2 separate regions of the Mus musculus genome follow, and region 2 is linked to region 1. A link is a loop called in an ENCODE intact Hi-C map of the cell type or tissue named here. Cell type or tissue: heart. All regions are shown on one strand. Region 1 holds the start of Eogt (EGF domain-specific O-linked N-acetylglucosamine (GlcNAc) transferase). Region 2 holds the start of Arl6ip5 (ADP-ribosylation factor-like 6 interacting protein 5).

Region 1 (2,500 bases):
AAAATCTAAAGGAGCAGATCAGAAAGTTGGCTTTTGCAAGGGAGGGCATGTACCCACTTGCATATGCTGGGTGATGGTTCCCTGTGGTGCATGAAAGTACAACTTCAGGGCCTGGCAGAAAGCCTTCCCGGAGTTGAGTTCTCTGGCAAGACTTGGCAGGGATGAAAGCTTTAGTAGGTTAGGCTACCGCGTCTTTTTGCACAAAACGGTCAATCGCGCTCCACTCGTGTGTGGCTTGATTGGATTTTCACGGACCTAAAAAGAGAAGAGGAAAAAAAGGTAAAAATCTGAACGCCGTAAACCATGAGAGCTGGGGTTACTAGGACTACCACATGAATGGCTTAGGGCATTGCTGGGCAACAGAGCCAGCAGCGGACAGATGAAGTGCATCTGGGACTCAAAGACTATCAAGTCCCAAGGTAGGCAAGCAGACAGAGCTCAGACAGAGCTCGGCTGCCTGAGGCGCCGAAGTGGCAATCCTGCTGTGGCGATCCTCCGGTTGTCTGCGGAACGTCAACCCCTCCCCTGTGTAGCGGAGTCAGCCCCTCGCGCCCGGCAGCAGCCAACCCTGCCCCGGGTGCTTGGGGAAGCAGCTGTCTTAGGAGACGCTCGGCTCCCAGGTGTGCCTGGAGAAGCCACTCCGCCCCAGCATGGGGATCGAGGCAACAGGGCAGGCCTGGCTGGGCATCTCCCTAGCCTACAGCCACCGATCAACTCCTGGTAACCAGCTGAAGGCCGCGGGCTGGGATCAGAGTCCCAGAGTCAGGCTGCGGGCCCACGGGGGTGCAGGCGCCGGCCAGGAACAGGCGGGGAAGGCGCGGGGCCCACCTGCAGCTTGACTAGGGAGCGGCGGCGGCGGCAGTGGCGGCAGCTTGGGAGTAACGAGACGTCACCGCCGGCAGCCGCGAACCGGAAACCTCCGGCGCCCAAGCCGGGCCAGGGGGCGCCCGGGAGCTGCCGCGACACCTTGGCCCGGGGCTCAAGGGCGGACCGGAATGCCTTGACCACACCCAGCGACCAGAGTCTGGAAGGCACTCTTGGACACCCATCAGCCAAGGTTACGGACACCCTGTGACCCACAGCCTGATCCACTGGGGACACCCGCCTACATCCCCTCCGGGACGTGGGACACCGGGGTGCAAGTCCCTGGCTGCTCCTCCAGGCGCTTGGCAGGTCTCCAGCACCAGAGAGTAGGCAGGCAGACTACGGGACTGTTTACATATCACTCAGGGTTGTAATTTTATTGCTTTCCCATTCTGAGCAGAAGTTGCTGCCCTGATTTTCAAATGAGACTGGATGTAGTGGGACACTCTCTGGTGGGTAGTGAAAATACTGTAGATTCCAGGGAATTGTACCTGTCCATGAAGTGTCCAAGTCCAATGGCTACTCTTGTTTAATTTTTACGTTTTTGCTATTTCATGATGATTTCTAACTGCTTGTTTAGGTGATGATTACGTGTATGCATATCTCCCATTCTCTTCCATTCTTGACACCTTGCAGTTCCAGCATGCCTTCTGGAGCATGGGGGAGACAGCCATTAAATTATGATTAAAGGGTTCAAGGGCTGACAGGTGGCTTAGAGTTTTCAAAGCGCTTGTGGGAGCAAGCCTGACGACCCACGTTGAATCCTAGGATCCTACCACGAAAGGGGAGAACCCACTCCCTGACCTCGTTCTCTGACCTCCTGGATACTCACACCTTCCTATACAATACTAATAAATGAAAAAAAGGACCCAGCTTATATTAATGGTGTCAAAATAAACATGCTCAGATGCATTCAGTTCACAAGGCTTACATGTCTTATAAATTTTAAGAAGCTACTATGAGAACTGAAACCAGAACTGGTGGTACAGGCCTGCTGTTCCAGCTACTCCACAGGCTGAGTCATGGAAAAAATTTAAAAAAAATAAAAAATAAAAGGAAGTTCAAGACACCCAGACAACTTAGTGACCACGGAGATGAGTGCTATCCTAACATGTGCACGACCCCAGGTTCAATCCCCAGTAACATACAACATACACATGGGCTGGGCACTTTAGGGAAGGCCTTTCTTTAATCCTAGCTAGCACTTGGAAGGCAAAGGCAAATGGATCTCTGTAAGTTTGAGGCCAGCCTGATCTATGTCGCAAGTTCCAGACCAGCTGTGTTTTATATGTGTATGTGTTTAATATGTATATAATTTGTTTAATATATATCCTGTTCAGTATGTATTGTGTTAGCATGTCATTTACATGTGCCAAACACACATTAAAGAACAAAAGAACATTACAGTAGTTTTTAAAATGCATTTTAAAATTTTTATGTATAGGTATTTTGTGCGTGTATGCACACACGGCCAGAAGAGGGCATCAGATCTCTGGAACCGGAGTTACAGTTATTAGCTGCTATGTGTGTACTAGGACTTGAACTCAGTCCTCTGAAAGAGTACCAGTGCTCTTAACTCAGCCACTAACCACACTAGTAAGCCTGGCAAAGGCGATGGAACCAGGGCGCTTGTGTG
Region 2 (2,500 bases), 62 kb after region 1:
CAGTTCACTTCAGTCAAACCCTTGCTCCCATTTTTTTTTTTTCTAGTGTGATTTCACACAAAGTGACTCATGAAAATTGCACGCATATGTGGGGAGATTAGCAATACCGGACTTCAGTGACACTGAGGCCGGCTTCCATTCCATTCCACTTATATTGACAGCTGAACAGCTGCTTTTTTTTTTTTTTTTTTTTTTTTTTTTTTTTTTTTTTTCTCCCTTCAGGGCAAAGAACACACACAAGCGATGTGTTTAAAAAGAGATGGTTTGTATTTAAACTGCCAGAGAGAACTGACACCACCTTTAGTTTAGGTAGGGGATTTCCGCTAGTTACTTTTTGTCCTAACATTGGATAAAGCCCACTGCTCTGAGTCACTAACCACTTCCAGCCAATCACAGACAGACCAACACACCCGCCCGCAGCCAATTTTCTGAGCCCTGCCGTGCTTTAACCGCAGAACCAATCCGAAGGACCCGCTGTCATCTTTCATCCAGCTGGTTGTCGCTGCCGCCGCCTCCAGATTCCGAAGGCGAAGCTCGCGAAGCAGAGGAACATGGACGTGAACCTCGCCCCGCTCCGTGCCTGGGACGATTTCTTCCCGGGCTCTGATCGTTTCGCCCGGCCGGACTTCAGGGACATTTCCAAATGGAACAACCGTGTAGTGAGCAATCTGCTCTATTACCAGACCAACTACCTGGTGGTGGCTGCCATGATGATTTCGGTTGTTGGGTAAGTGGGGTCTTCTGCCTGGAGCACCTGTCCAGGGTCAGGACGTAGGGACCACGAGGACAAGATCGCGAAATGCAAGACTAGGTCCACACGGAGCGCCTGCCTCAGGGAAGGGTCTCGGGAAGTGGCCCACCCAGTGGAAACTTGTTCTCAGGGCGAGGCCACAGCTCTCTGAGGTCCCCTTTCTTTCTCTTTTTGCTCTAGAGGCTTGAGCAGGGACCCTGGGAGGGAAGAGGTGAGGAAAACGCTGAGAACTTGGGACAATGAGAACTACCCCCTCCCACGTCCCCGTGCTGAAGATATTCGCCTGTCAGATGTTTGTAGCACAGTGGGTGTTTTAAAAATAAGAAAAAATGTGGTGGTGTTGTAACCTTGTCCTGGGGCTGCCTAGCAAAGCCTGGAGTGACAGGGTGTGGACCCAGGGCTGTGTTTAAGTGGCCTCTCCGGCTAATGTCTGTCTATACTGTACATAGAACTGAGCTTCCGCTCAGGCGGATGCGAGTCTCCTGGTGGCGCATCTTCCCCTGTGAGGTGACTCTGGAAACGAGGCCCCCTGACATTTTCTTTTCCCCTAGAAGTTGCCGGACACGGTCGCTTTAGCTTTGCTCCTTAGCCTGGGGTCTTAAACATCTCTGAAGGCCTTTTCGATGCTGGTTAAGAAGTTTCCTGTGCTAAGTAAGGTTATACGTGAACATTCTGGCGCACATACACGTACACATTTCCGCACCTGTTTCCTGAGAAGCTGTTTTTCCTTGTAGGTTACCCTTTAAAAATGCTTCTTCCACCTTTTAACAAAATAAATGGTTATATTCGCCATTTTATTATCTCTTATACGAATTTAAATAGAAGGTTTTACAAAACACCCTCTTGCCCTAAAAGAAGTCCTTTTCTAAGGTTTCTCTTTCCGAACAAACCCAAAGAGAAAGAGAAGCTGCTAGGGAGAAAAACAAAAAACAATCCCAAAAAGGAGAGAGAAGAGATGCACACTCGGGGCTCTTAGGAAGGGGTGCGTGATAAGGCGCTGTCTTAAGTTGGCCTGAGGTTAGCTGGCTTATTTACTTAGCTACCTCTGGGCACCAGATCCCACGCCAAGCTCTGAGCGCACCAAGATGAATCAGACTTGAATTCTGGCCCAGGGACACATGGCATTTGCTGAGCCTCAAAAGGAGCAAACTCACAGCACGGAGGAGACTGGCAAGCTTCCTCATTTCCAGGCGTGGTTCGGAGTGGTCACCGGTTCTCAAATGTGGGCTCCATGTGAGATCTTAGCTGTGTGTGGCTGAAGGAACTGCCAACTCTGGGGATGGCGTAGTGTGCAGAGGACACAGGCTCTAGCGGACTCTGACTAAACGGGCAGCTGAGCAACCATTAGTCAGGGGAAGAAAGCCAGAGGCAGTTGTTCCTGAACCTGCCCCCAAAACTCTGCTTCTTCCCAGAGGACAGACTTCACAAAGTCGCTTCTTTAAAATAAAATAACTAGCTGGGCACTGCTGGTGCACGCCTTCGATCTCAGCATTTGGGAGGCAGAGGCAGTCGAATCTCTGTGAGTTCAAGGCCAGCTTGGTCTCCAGAGCAAGTATGAGTATAGTTGGGGATACACAGAGAAACCCTATCTTGAAAATCCAACAAAACAAAACCAAAGAACTCTAATAATGGGTTTACATCTCTTGTAAACTTTCATATTCTTTTCTTCCTCTTTGGTGGTTACCTAGTTATGGGGTGGATTATCTTCTCTTAAATAGAAAGGTTTGACACAGACCAATCAAATATACA

Evidence for each region. Hi-C counts contacts between places; a loop is a spot of excess contacts. Peaks named below come from ENCODE experiments on the same cell type or tissue, not always from the same donor. Only the 100,000 strongest peaks of a DNase experiment are listed, where the experiment ranks them.
Region 2: a loop joins it to region 1, with 2.3 times the contacts of the local background. A loop is called at or near these places in 2 of 42 quality-filtered maps.

What each region holds. Positions count from the first base shown.
Region 1 is chr6:97,148,004-97,150,503 of GRCm38, forward strand. It overlaps Eogt (EGF domain-specific O-linked N-acetylglucosamine (GlcNAc) transferase), which reads right to left and starts at 883. Exons shown (of 18, transcript NM_175313.5): 1 at 829-883; 2 at 1-255. In heart, CTCF peaks have their summits at 950 and 2,344 (motif pointing right); a DNase peak (open chromatin) is centred at 978; H3K4me3 peaks cover 1,587 bases; H3K27ac peaks cover 1,593 bases.
Region 2 is chr6:97,210,270-97,212,769 of GRCm38, forward strand. It overlaps Arl6ip5 (ADP-ribosylation factor-like 6 interacting protein 5), which reads left to right and starts at 523. Exons shown (of 3, transcript NM_022992.2): 1 at 523-727. The coding sequence starts at 552. In heart, a CTCF peak has its summit at 1,222; DNase peaks (open chromatin) are centred at 472 and 1,932; H3K4me3 peaks cover 2,146 bases; H3K27ac peaks cover 1,915 bases.